2 separate regions of the Homo sapiens genome follow, and region 2 is linked to region 1. Evidence: read pairs that join two places in POLR2A ChIA-PET (ENCODE). Cell type or tissue: MCF 10A. All regions are shown on one strand. Each heading gives the region's core, and the rest is flanking DNA. Links, peaks and the distances in the headings are about the cores only.

Region 1 (7,212 bases), core at 1,036-5,035:
ACTTTGCCCTTTACTTTCTCTCCTTTTTCCTTTTTTTTAATTCTGGGATACACGTACAGAACGTTCAGGTTTGTTACATAGGTGTATGTGTGTCATGATGGTTTGCTGCACCTACTCTCTTATTTTCTAAAAATGGAAGATAATAAAACTGACCCTCCTCAAGTATTTACTAGTATGAATACAGAGTTCATTGTTCAATAATTTGAAATGAGCTGTGAATGAAAACGTGATGTAATTGGCCCAAGACATACGTGGCTGAAGGCTGGCTGGGAATATTTTCCGGATTAACTTTGCATCCAGTGTCCTGGGAGTTTCTTCTCCAAAGGTCTAACCTGGATCGTCTGTTGACCTTTACTTCCATCCAGGGTAGTGTGTTCAGGACAACACAGCTAGCTGTCTACAAAGTGGGGAAGACTTTATTGAAAGAAAAAATACACGGAGGGCCAGGCACAGTGGCTCAAGCTTGTAATCCCAGCACTTTGGGAGGATGACGTGGGCGGATCATGAGATCAGGAGATCAAGACCATCATGGCCAACACAGTGAAACCCCATCTCTACTAAAAATAGAAAAATTAGCTGGGTGTGGTGGTGCATGCCTGTAGTCCCAGCTACTCGGGAGGCTGAGGCAGGAGAATCGTTTGAACCTGGGAGGCGGAGGTTGCAATGAGTCAAGATCGCCCCATTGCACTCCAGTCTGGTGACAGAATGAGACTCCATCTCAAAAAAAGAAAAGAAAAGAAATACAGGGGACTATTACCTATGAAAAGTAAGCATGTATTAGTCTTGCTGGTCATTTTAGCCAGACTAAGCATCTCATAATAATTGTGCTTTGACATACATCCTTACTGTGACCTTCTAACTCTGAACCCAACATTTTCCTGGCCCCTAAATAAACCTTGTTTAGTGAAAAGAAAAGAAGCAAGAAAATAGGAGATAATCAGTGATATCTGAGATAACATTTAAGGATAAACAGGACAGCCAGGCAAAGAATAGGGCAAAGATTAGAGTTAGGGCTGTTTACCGGCAAGGAAGCCATGGAGCAATCTCTGTTCATTTGAGGTTGGGTTTTAGCCCCAAGGGATTGTATTAATTAGGATTACATCAGATGGCAGGTAATGGAAAATTGTGTTATATTGGTTTAACCAGGTAGAAGTTTTGTTTTTCTCATGTAATACAAAGTCTAAGGGTAGGAAGCCCAGGATTACTATGATTTTGCCATGACATGATGCCAGCAGGAATCGGTTCAGTTTTCATCCTCAAGTTTGTCACCTCATGGTCTCAAATGGCTGCATGCTTCAGTGTTATGTACAAGTTCCAGGCAGAAAGAATTAGGCAGGCAGGGAAAAATACAATGTGCCAATGGAGACACCTTCCTTTAAAGAGCCTTCTGAGATGCCTTACCCAGTAATTTCTACTCATACCTCATTAGTCACTATTGTGTTATACAGATGCCCATCTGTGAGAGGGTCTACATGTAGTAACAGCATAAATAAAACCTGGGTTCTGTTATAAGGAAGAAGGGGAGGTTAAATATTTGATAGGCAACCAGCAGTGGTTGCAATAGCAACATAAAAAACAACAGAAAACCTTACATTCATGTTTATATTGCAGTCACATTAATTAATTAATTTCATCCCCTTTAAATGCAAGGTGGTGAATGGGCAGTCATCCTTTTTTAATAAAAGATGTATCAAATGTCAGAAGCAATCTGACATGTCCAAGATCGTCAGAAATACAATCCAATACCAATATGAAGTCCACAACCTTTATAATACATCATGCTACTTAAGAGTTCTGATCTATATAGGAGGTCGTGGACATCCAAGAAGAGCATGTTTCAGGACTTTGTGAAACTCCATATTTAGGATAAGACTATAACATGTCACTTCTCTAATAGTATAGGAGGAAAGAAGGGATAAGAAAAGAATAACAAAACCTCTTGGAGATAGCTGTTAAGCTTCCAAGTAGGCTCATTCACTATCGCTAATAGTTATTAGTAACAGTAGACCCAGGTGCAGTGGCTTGCACCTGTAATCCTAGCTACTTGAAGGTTGAGGCAGGAATATTGCTTGAGGCCAAAAGTTCAAGACCAGCCTGGGCAACATAGAGGGACCCTCATCTCTGAAAAAGATTTTAATTTTTTTTTTTTTTTTTAGCCAGGCATGGCGGCACGCACCTGTAGTCCCAGCTACTTGGGAGGCTGAGGCAGGAGGATTGCTTGAGCCCAGGAGTTCACCACTGCAGTGAGGTATAATTGTGACACAGCACTACAGCCTGGGTGACAGAGCAAGACCCCCATCTCTGAAAAAAATAAAATACAATAACATTAAGCTAATACTCGTTAAGCCCTTTGTTGTTTATGGGCATTGCCTCATTTCACCTTCTTACTAGCACTCTGAGTTAAGCACTATTACTATTGTCTTTCTTTTACAGGGGAGGACATGAAAGTTCAGAGAGGTTAACCAAACATGCCTACTGTCATACAGCTAGTATGCAGCAGAGCTAGAACTCTAACCTCAAGCTTCTCTAACCCCAGCACCTACATATCAAACCTAACTTCTTTCTACTGCTTTCCATGAGCTCTGACTCACTCTTGCAGAGCAGCCTTACAGAGAATAGAATTCCAATTTGGACCTCAACAAAATCATGAATTATTATATCCCATGTTTTATCAAGGTTGTTCATCTGCACTTTAAACTGTAGAAATTAAATCTGCACATTCTAAGAGTCTTCTGTATTTAAACTCTTTAGCCCTGCCTCTGATGCCAAATTCCTAATGACTACGCAGTTCATTGCAACTCGTCTCATCCTGTAGACTTTTCTCTGGTCTACTTCCTGTGGAGTGGAGTTTGCTATCATGGCTTGGCTGTCATTAATGTGATGAATGTAATTATCCCTTCGAGCCATTTCTATTAAGATTCTGGTCTTGAGTTGGCAAAATGGAATTTAATCTTCTTGAATATGGGGTAAGCGAGAGTCCTGGGGGCTTCTGTGGCATTCCAGAGCTTAGGCCTGCAAAGAAGTCTTAGTGTTGAGGCCGGTGATGCAGTCTCAAATCCCAGATCTTAAAGCTGGAAGAGGGGATGTGGCCCAGTCCCTGACAGACCAGGTAGGTAAGGCATAATTAGCTCCATTTCAAAGGTAAGGTGACTGAGGCTTGAGAGCTTAAATGAAACAAGTGTCATACAGCTGATTTCAGAGCTCAATTCATTCCCCCCAGGGAGAAGGAAGAATGGAGTGACTCATTTCCTCACCAAACAGGAACCTGTACATTGTTTGGACAGAACTTTATGTCTATCCAGGCTCTTTGTTATTCTGACAGAGAATGGCACAGCCTATTCTTCTCGAGAGCCAGATTTCAAAATTAGCGAGGAAGCTGTCACTGTCACATCTCTTTCATATGTCAGTGCAGTCAAGACAGTGATGGGTGCTGGAGGAAGGTGGGGTTGGTTCATATTTCAGCCACTGAATATGTGAATGCTTGCTTTAAGCTCAGCTCTCCAGGCTGCTCCAAAGATGGGAATTTCTTACAGTGTCGCTATAGCAAACTGGAGGGCAGCTTTTCATTATTTAATTATTCACACCGTGGGGTCTGAATGTGTCATGCTCATGTCCTCTTCCAACACATTTTAACTCCCAGCCTGTCTGCTCCCAGCCGGTGATGTAAATGTACCAGCTGCTTCCCAAGAACCAGTCCGCATCCTGCAGGAGGGGCTGGTTCCTTTCCTGGGCATCAGCTTGCCTGCTCTCAGCCTAAGCTCTCTCGCCAACCGTGGTGGCTCCTTGCGTTCCTACATCCTCTCATCTGAGAATCAGAGAGCATAATCTTCTTACGGGCCCGTGATTTATTAACGTGGCTTAATCTGAAGGTTCTCAGTCAAATTCTTTGTGATCTACTGATTGTGGGGGCATGGCAAGGTTTGCTTAAAGGAGCTTGGCTGGTTTGGGCCCTTGTAGCTGACAGAAGGTGGCCAGGGAGAAGGCAGCACACTGCTCGGAGAATGAAGGCGCTTCTGTTGCTGGTCTTGCCTTGGCTCAGTCCTGCTAACTACATTGACAATGTGGGCAACCTGCACTTCCTGTATTCAGAACTGTGAGTCCCCTCTCTGTCCGTGCCTGTGTGTTTATGTGCCTAGTATGTTGGGGGTGGGACCCGAGTCCATTCCCTAGCTGATATATCCATTTTAAATTCCACACATACTAGATGCACTTGGACAAAGCACCCTGCCAGCAGTTTAAAACGGCATGCTTAGCTGTCTGTGACTTAACAAAAAAGCCCCATATTAACAGATGCAGTACTTTCTCAATAAGGCATTTTTTTTTCCTGCTTCAGTGTCAGTGCTGCTTTTTTGGGGTACTCTTTTTCCTCAATAGATGTAACTTCTCTTCCTTCCGTAAATAGAACTGAAGAGCAGTTAAGAATAGAATTTGTATGCATAGATCTGCTGCCTCTATTGGGTATTTATAATTGCAAGCAGGCATCGTCCCTTTATTGAGACAGTCTCTATACCTGAAAACAGGTATAGTATCAGTAAAAAAAGAACCCTATGTATAAAATGTATATATCCATGTTATTTTTATTTTTGATGCTTTTGAAACCTATGGGATACGAAGAAACATGCCTTGAGCACCCATATTTCCATTGCCTTGATTTAATGGGTTAACATTTTGCCACATTTGCTTCATATATTTCTTGCTGCAATGGTCTGGAGCAAATTGTAGCCATCATGACATATCACCCCTAAATACATCATTGTGCATCTCTGAAAAATAAAGACAATTTCCTACATGACACATGTCCATTTTATGCAAGGAAATGCCTCATGTCACCAACCTCTAGTGATATTTTTCCAGCTCCTTTTGTTAGTAAGCTTTCAATAAGGATTATAGACTAATGTGAATGACTTCTAGCAATCATATGAAAAGTGTTGCTGTGTGTGCCTTGTGTTTGGAACATTTGCAAAAATGTATTCCTCCTTATGAACCTAACCAGACGGGAAAAATAGCAAGAGTTGGCTTATGTGTAAATTACAGTCAGTGGGCAAATGAAAACAGAGACTTTAAATAGAGTTCATAGAGTTCAGATCAGAAAAGCTTGTCTGGTCACATTAGATAGTGCTACCACCCATGACTATGTAGTGGTAGCCCGTGCCTCCTTTGTAATTAGCTGGACCAGCCAATTTGTCTAACACAGCAGATGCTCTTTGGTAAATACAGCTAGGTTCTTGGAAGTGATCATTTGTTCTGCATTTCAGGATTATCTGGTCCCATCTTATTGGAATATAACTCCAGGATCCAAGAGAAAGTGTCTAGCTTAAATCTGAATCATGAGCATCTCTGAGGAAATAATGACCTTGCAGAAGCTTTTCTAGACAAACAGACAATGGCAGAGATTATGAAAAGGCTCATTCCTCTCTCAATGGATGCTGAGGTTGGGATCTTTGAAATCCAGTGCCATGATATTCTTCCCTGCCCACCCATTCCCATGCGCTATCCTTCTTCGTTGCTATGTTGGTTTCCTAGGGCTGCTGTCACGAATTAACCCAAGTTGGATGTCTTAAAACAACAGAAATGTATTCTCCCACAGTTCTGGCATCCAGAAGCTTGGAATCAAGGTGTCAGCAAGGTCATGCTCCCTATGAAGGCTATAGGGGAGAATGCTTTCTTGCATTCTTCTAGTTTTGTGGAGGGGGGTGCTGCAGGTGTTCCTTGGCTTGTGGCTGCATAACTCTACCTCTGCCTCCACCTGTCTGTACATGTCCTTCTCCTCAGTGTCCTCTTCAATTCTCTTTGCCTTCTCCTCTTCTTATAAGGAAACTTATCACTGGATTTAGGGCCTACTTGGATACTCCATGGTAATCTTATCTTGAGATCCTTAATTGCATCTACAAGACCCTTGTTCCAAATATGGTCACATTCACAGGTTCTGGGTAGACATCTTTTGGGGGCCACCACTCCACTGACTACAGATTCCTGCTATTCCTACACAAAGATTCCTGCTATTGAGGAATCTTTCCATTTGTTTACTTTCAGTTTTATAGCCTAATTGAAGGAAGGTCCTTATACCACTTAAAAATTTTCTCTTCTACAAGTACATAAATCAAAGGCAACATTTTTGCTGAATAACTGAACGGACACAAGCAATCTATAAAAGTATGATGCTAGGGAATCATACTTTGCCAGGAATCACCATTACCAGGATGGTGTTTCCACATTTATCTGACTTTCTTAGAAGCTTCCAATTGCTGTGTATGCTTTGTGAGAGAATTCTGTGCAGCTGTTCCCCGATGCTACTGGGGATAATTAATCAGTGAATTAGTGACACATTTCAGGTACTGTCATGTTCTCTAAGGAATCCAGGCAATAAGAATTGAGGCATGGTACCTCCTTTCTAGGAGTTGACAGTCTAATTGAGAAGCTGAAATTTATACACATAAGAGATATAAGCAATGATTCAAGGCAGATGGAAATAAGTCATTTATAAGTAGAGTAGGTAGTAAGTTGAGAGGAGGTAGAGATTGTCCATGTTGGTGAAATTGATCAGGGAAGGCTTCCAGAGGAGTTGGGGGTTTAAGCTGGATCTTGAAGTGCTTAGAGGAATGAGGCAGAAACGGGTAGAAAGAGGAAGTATTTCAGGGATGGTAAGTGGCACCAGCGGAAAGGTTAGGGGCTGGCTGTGGTTGTCACCAAAGCTTGAAAAACTATCATTTGGAACAGTAAATAGGGCTGCTGGGCCAGTTTAGCACGCTTGGGAGCAGGAATGATGGGTGATGCCTGCATGTCCGAGATGGAGGCCTTCTCTTCCCTACTCTGGGCCATAGGATCCCAAAAGCAGGCAGAGCTTGGGGGATCTGCTGGGCTTCCTCCACCCTTTATCCGAGCTTTGGATTCCTGACACTGGGGGAAGCTTGCCCTGTATTCCTTGTTTTTCCAGATGCACAGACCCTCCTGGATTTTCCTTTCTCTCTAACAGCAATGCACTCTTGTGTTCCTGAGTTCATGCCCAGCTCAGACGCTGGAACTAATCCAGTACATGGATTCAAATTTGGCATGTGGCCCAGGTTTCTCAAAGTCAAATGCCTGCAGGGGCAAGGCAGGATTTTTTTTTTTTTTTTGAGACAGAGTCTCGCTCTGTTGCCTAGGCTGGAGTGCAATGGTACAATCTCAGCTAGCTGCAACCTCCGCCTCCCGGGTTTAAGTGATTCTCCTGCC
Region 2 (7,212 bases), core at 1,403-5,402, 100 kb before region 1:
ATATTTGGAAGAGAGAAAGAGGTTTCTTTGCAGGCATCTTCTTCTATTAGGAAAAAAAGTCTTCCCTGAAGTCCCCCAGCTGACTTCCCTAAGTTCCCATTGGCCAATATTGGGTTGCATGTGTGCATGTTCTAGCTGCAAGCAAGGCTGGGAAGTGAATGCATCCCAAGCCTCTTCCAGAAAGGAAGAATGGTGGAAGCAAGCAGCCAACTGGTCAACCACACAGAAGTTGATACGATCAGAGCTTCTCGGAACAAAGAGATTAACATTCTGCTCCTCTACTTATTACCACCCTAAACTTCAGAAAATTACCTAGCTACTCCACTATGCCTTAGTTTCTTCATCTGCTGTGTGAATTAAATGCATGTAGGAATATATGTAGATTCGTTTCGATCATATCTGCCACATGGTGTTAGGCATCATTATTTGAACCTCTAGAGTCGCACAGGGCCTCCAGGGGGCCTGGGGTCCATGCAAATGCTCTGGCTAAAATAAGTGACTGACAAGTTAGATTTAAGGCCTTAATGTTGAATTTGTATAAGACTCTAACCACTACTGTTATCTTTAATACTTCAGATTTACTACTGATTATTGTAATACTTTTTTAAAAAAGGCTTTTAGTTAGCAGTCTTGTCTATTAAATTTATTTCTGAAAAAGCTCTTGGAGATAGAAAAAGTGTCAGGATTCTATGAGAAAAGCCAACCTCCTCCACATTTCCATTTACTCCTCTGTCATGTACCTACCTTTTGTATTTCTACCCTGAGTTCCTTGGTCTGTTCTCACTACATCTTCAGAGGAATCAGTGGTCCCACACAGTCCTATACTGCTCCCAGCTCTGTTTCACCACCTCCTGGCTTTGAACAAAGGCCTGGCTTTGAATTTTCAGGAAGAGGGCATCAACGAGCTTTTAGGATTTTCCTTTAAAATTTGATACATTGTTAGTGTGATGGAAATTGGCACAGCTATTTTTGACACTTCAAATATTTGATGACATCTCTAATCCCTTTTCCCTAGCAACTTCACTTCTACAAATGTAACCAACAAGTAACAGAACAGGTAATGTTCCTAAAGCATTCCTTGCAGTAGCAAAAATTTTATGGACAACCTGAATGCCCACTAATGGCAAATATGTTAAAAATTAGGACACTTCCATATTATAAAATTTTCATATTGGAATTTTTTAAATATGACAGACAGCTATACATACTAACATGAAAGGATACCCACAGTATATTGTTGGATATGAAATCAACAAAATGTAGACCATTGTTTATCGTATTGTATCAATTTTCTATTGCTGTGTAACAAACCATCCCCCAAAATTTAGTGATTTAAAACAACAATCACTTATTTGTTTATGATTTTGTGGGCTGGCAATTTGGGTTGGGCTTAGCTAGGACAAGTCATCTCTGCTAGATACGGTGTTGGCTAGGCTTACTAATATATGTCCCCAAAGCAGGGACAGCTGGGACAACTCTTTCTACCTGGCCTTTCTCTCATCCTCAAGGAGAAAAGCAGAAAAGGCAAATCTTGAGCCGTGGCTTGGGATTGCCACAATTTTATTTCTACCAATTTCTTTTTTATGTATTTGTTCTGGTACCTTTCCATTCTTTTTTAAAAAAATAACTTTTATTTTATTTTATTTTATTTTACTTTAGATTTATTTTAGATTCAGGTGGTACATGAACAAGTTTGTTACATGGGTATATTACATGAGGCTGAGGTTTGGGGTACAAATAATCCTATCTCCCGTGTAGTGAGCATAGTACCCAGTAGCTTTTCAGCTCTTGCCCCTCTGTCCCTTCTAGTACCCCTCTAATATTCCCAATTGTCTATTGTTCCCATCTTTATGCCCGCAGGTACCCAAAGTTTAACTCCCACTTAGAAGTGAAAACATGCAGTATTTGGTTTTCTGTTCCTGCGTTAATTCCCTTAGGATAATGGCCTCCAGCTGCATCTATGTTGCTGCAAAGGACATAATTTCATTCCTTTTTATGACGACATAGTATTCCATATCATTTCTACCAACTTCTATGAACAAAGCACATTGTCAGGCTTGCCTAGATTCAAGGAGTGGAGAAGTAGACCCCACCACTTAATGGGAGCTCTGTGGTAGCTGTCATCTAAAATGGACCCAAATTATGTTTATTTTCTGGAATGTGTACTTCTCTGTAGTCACCTCCCACACTGAACCAGGGCTAGCCTGACTGACCAAAGAATATAGTAGACGTGATGATGTGTGACTTCCAAGGGTAGAATGTAACAGGCATTGCACCTTCCACCTTGTTCTCTTGGATCACTCTTTATGGGGAGTCAGGCACCATTCCATGAGGACATTCAAGCAGGCTATGTAAACCCACATGAAGATAAACTGAAGCTTCTACTAGAAGCCAGCACCAACATGCCAGCCATAGGAGTGAGCCATCTTGCAAGAGGGTCCTCCAGCCCCAGTCATGTCTTCAAATGACTGCATCCTCAGCCAGCATCTGGCTACAACCTCATGAGAGTCCCCAAGCCAGAACCACTTAGTAAAGCCACTCCCTAACTCCTGATCCACAGAACACTGTGAGAGATAGTAAACGATTAGTGTTATTTTAAGCCACTGAGTTTTAGAGTGATTTGTTATGCAACCTTAGATAATAAATACAAGCTGCAAATAATCTGTGGCATAGACAGATAAAGATTAGCCCTAGAGACTGGGGATAAGGTTATGTATGTGGGCACATTTGAGCGTATATGTGTGTGTTATTGTTATTGGGTACTAAAGGAGCAGGTAAATTTACACTATTCACTTGAAGTATTTTTTTCTTCTTACTTTTAGCTTTTTCACTGAGAGTGTTTGACTTCTATAATTTTTTAAATTAAAAAATAATTTCTCTTGATATTTCAAACGTGTGTGTACACATGTATATGAGGAAGTAGTGTGAGGAAAGAGGTGCAAACACATTTGAGAGCCTTTAGAGGCCATCTGGCATAATTGTCTGCCTATAACAGTACGACATGCACAGAACACCAGCACAGCCTCGGTTTACCAGATGAATGCTCTCAGACAAAGTATAACATTGGGACAAAAGCAATAATGCACCACAGTGAGGCGGAAGCATCTGTTTTCCTTTTAAATGAAATTTTCTCAAAAAGACAACATCCAACCTGGTCACTGAAATGCAATTAGTACATACAGCTGGATTTGGTTTAGAGCACGAAGAATCTGTTTGAAAAAACAAACACAAAATGGGGTCCAGCTGTCTGAACCAGTTTAGAGAACTCCACATGTAAAAAGAATATGTTTTCCAGTTGCTTTTTCATGGCGATGAGGTTTGGAAAATCAGCCAACCCAATTAATTAATCAGTGCAATCAACCAGGCCTTCTCAAAATAGGAAGTCTAAAGGATTTTGTCCCCTGAAAATAGAGGTAAGTGCCATTATATTAATAGTATCTTGGGATTTTTTCCAAAGTCTAAGACAACTTCAGAAATTTCTTCCTGGAGAAAAGAAGTCTGGAGTGCCTTTCACATTGTTCTTTCCATTCATGATATTTATTATTGCTGTTTTTCTTCATTTATTAAGTGTTGACAGTGTCCTCAGGGCTGGAAACAAAATCCTAGAGGAGGCTACACAGCCTTTGCCTAATAAATGACAGCTTGGTTCTCTTTGCCATGACTGTCCCAGAATGTACAATACTCAGCATTGCACAGAGCCTTGGAGGAGGTAGTTTTACTTCAAAGAGAAATGTCCTTAATTCTTTTAAAAAGGCATGAAATAAAGGAATGTGTCATAAAGGTGACATCTTCCTGACCCCTACGAACCAGATTGCTCAAAATGGCTAAAATTTGTAACAGTGAAGAGTTCAAATCTGTATGTTCTTCCTACCCTGATGAAAAACTTAGAGGCATTGCAAAGAAAATCTGATTTTCTCCATGCAACAACTCATTTCATTTATCCTCATGGCTTTTAGCCCCATCTCTGCCCAAAAATCCCCTTCAAGACAAGATCAAGTGAGATACCTTAGGCATAAAGATAGGAAAAAGATGGCACTTCCTCCAAAACAGCAAGCTGAATTTTCCTGAGAACTGTTTTTAGAAGGAAACTGCAGCCTCTGCAAGCAATTTGGAATTTGTAGAGGGCAGATTTGAGAGCTGGATGTTGGATTTGTGTGCCCAGCTCCAAGACTCACTGTGATTTTGGGCAAGCCACCACATCTTTCTAGGCCTGGTTCTCTTCAATGACATGATGGAATAATTCTATGTCAGCAAAGCACTGCAAAACTATTTAAATGATGACAAAAGTATAGAGCAGAAATGCTAGCTACAGAGATAAGATACATGGGCGTGCATTTGACTGGATTGACTTCATGGCAAAGCCCCTTAATATAAAATTCCTCAGGGAGTTTGCCTGTTTCCTTGAAAAATCTAGAATGCAGGAAGATTTTGTTTTAACACTGGTTTTGCAAACTAGGCAAACACTTGATCTATACACTTTCTAACACGAGCACTAGATTTATTTTCACAAGCATTTTATACATAGGTATAGCAAAGTTGTTTATGGAAAAAACAATTTAAAATACAATTCAAATGATTGAAAATTGGAGGTTGAGGATGGAGAGTTCCATTCTGGCTGAGGACAGAAATAAAGAGCCAATAGGGGATATTAAAGATTGTATCAGCTTTCTGAGGAGCTGGATTAAAAATGACTCAAAGGTGTATCCCGTCCTCTCTGAACTATGGTATGCAAGAGTCCGACTACACCAATCAAAAGAGTGACGGGGAAGAAGACGTAAGCAAGAGAGCAGAGACCTGTCTCAGCTGGGCTGGCATCCCTGTGCATGCGCAGCCTGTTTAAAACAGGGTGATGGCCTGGAGCAGTGGCTCACGCCTGTAATCCCAACACTTTGGGAGGCCGAGGTGGGTGGATCACCTGAGGTCAGGAGTTTGAGACCAGCCTGGCCAACATGGTGAAACCCCGTCTCTATTAAAAATACGAAAAAATTAGTGAGCGTGGTAGCAGGCGCTGGTAATCCCAGCTACTCGGGAGGCTGAGGCAGGAGAATCACTTGAACCCTGGAGGCAGAGGTTGCAGTGAGCCGAGATCCCGCCATTGCACTCCAGCCTGGGCAACAAGGGCAAAACTCCATCAAATAAATAAATAAACAAACGAACAAACAGGGTGACTGGAGGCTGAACAGCCACCCTCTCCATGTCCTCCAAGTCTCATCACACAGAATCCAGCATGCGAGAGAAGGAGGCCCTTGCTTTTTCAATGCAATCCCCTAGTGCTCAGGCGAGAGGTCTGGGAAAGGATGTCCTCCATCCTGTCTCACCAATCTGATTGGTCAGGGACTCCTGATCTCAGCAATCAGATTAGTCAGGAGCTCCCAATCTCACCAATGGGATTGGTTTTTACTCCTAATAGGAGGATTAACTCTGGAGCTTGAGGGAGGCCAGGAGAATGGTTCAATATTGCACTTTCTTGGTGCATCGGAAGCTACTTCCTAATATGGACAAGAAAATAAGTGTTTCCTGGCTCTGCCTCAATGCAAATAAAAAAATTCCAGTGTGAATAAATTATCTCCGAGGCATTCCCAATGTTGTCCAATGCATGCTAACCAGAACCCAAATTAAGATGAGAGCCGGGGAGGGTGTGGCTGGTGATGAGTCACAGTATTTTTACAAATTCATCTAAAACACAAAACAGGCAAACTCCCCACTTAGAGTTTTTGTTCCGAGTCATTTTTGGAGGATATGTTGGTTGTTAGAATTTGGAACACATTTCTTCCCATAAACTGATGTTCTAAATCTAAATGATGTTTGGTTTCCCAGAGCTGGCCCCCAGAAACTTTTAAAACAGTACAATTTCCACTTGGCCCTATCGTTTTCACGGAAAATGAATTACGAAATCTAAAGTGGAAAGCCAGAAGCCTTTATTTTCTGGTTCTTCCCCATCTCTTCCCTGCGCTGTGGAACAGCACTCCCAGAGGCAACAGAAAGTGGTTCCTCTGAAAGGAGGACTCTGGTAGATTCTCTAGGCCACAATTATTTGCTAATTCTCTACATCTGCACAGGGAAAACTAGATCTGTATGTGAATAAAAACATGTGAGTACCTCTCAACAACTATTTAAGAAACTCAGGTTCCTTAACTAACCTGAATTGAGAGAAAAAAGATGATCTCATTCAATTATTCATGTCTTCGTTCAGCATTTTGTTTTATTTAGAATGTATTGTGTAGCAGGCAGGTCTTGGACATATAGTTGGGGACAAAATAGACCTAGCTCCTGACTTCATGGAAGGAAACCTTGTTTTGGAGGGAGGGGTCTCTGTAAGTGGGTAAATTATAAGTTACATAAATATTAGGCAAAATAGGCAAATAAATAATAGACTTACATGTAGTATCAAGTGCTCAAAGGAAATGAGGACAAGGGGCGAGGTCGTGGGGTGTCCCTAGGAAATGACTTTTGAGCTGTGACCTGAAAGATGAGAAAGAGTGAGTTAGGCAGAAAGAGACAGAGAGTCTGTGTGTGAGAGAGGAAGGGTAAAGACCAGTCCAGGAACAAGAAAGCCTGTGAGATGGAGAAAAGCTGGGTGTGTTCAAGACACTGCCATTAGTGGTGCATTCTGTGGTCCAAGTACACTGAGAAGGGAGCGTGCTGAGATAATGCTGGAGAAGTGAGCAGGGAGCACGTTAAGCCAAACCTAGTGGCCACACCAGGGGTTTTGTGTTTCCTCCTGAGTGCAGTGGAGAACCTTGACGCCTCTAGATAGTCTAATGGCATGAGCTGACCTACTTTTTTAAAAGTCTAATTCAGCTGGAATGTGGAGTGCAGATTTGATAGAGGGACAAGGGGCAAGAAGGGAAGCAAGAAGATTCATGAAGAGACTACTGCAGAAATTCAGGTAAGAGCGACAGAGGCTCAGACCATTGTGGGAGTGGAAACAGAGGGCAATGATTGAAATGGATATAAATTTTGAAGGTGAAACTGATGGAACGTACTTCGTGGATTGGATGTGGGACTTGAGGGATGGACCCTGTAGAGGTAACTCCCAGGCTGCAACATTTAGATGGATGAGATGGGGAAACATGAGGCGAGGCAGGAAGAGAAGATGATGAGTTGGCTTTGGCTGTGTGGAGTTTGAGATGGCTATGAGACACTGAGAATGCAGTTGGAAGCCCAGAAGAGAGTCTGAGCCAGAGACACAAATATGGGGATCGTTGGCAG

What was found. ChIA-PET counts read pairs that join two places held together with the same protein. Peaks named below come from ENCODE experiments on the same cell type or tissue, not always from the same donor. Only the 100,000 strongest peaks of a DNase experiment are listed, where the experiment ranks them.
Region 2: POLR2A ChIA-PET joins it to region 1 with 6 read pairs; 3 of 35 experiments call an interaction of 5 or more read pairs at or near these places.

Annotation. Positions count from the first base shown.
Region 1 is chr4:53,554,755-53,561,966 of GRCh38, reverse strand. The region is part of intron 2 of LNX1 (ligand of numb-protein X 1); the gene reads left to right. Among named protein-coding and RNA genes, the nearest start is that of LNX1, 33 kb to the left of the region's middle. In MCF 10A, for the core only: no CTCF peak of the experiment used is centred there; a DNase peak (open chromatin) is centred at 3,246.
Region 2 is chr4:53,655,272-53,662,483 of GRCh38, reverse strand. No RefSeq gene overlaps it. Among named protein-coding and RNA genes, the nearest start is that of LNX1-AS2, 66 kb to the right of the region's middle. In MCF 10A, for the core only: no CTCF peak of the experiment used is centred there; no DNase peak of the experiment used is centred there.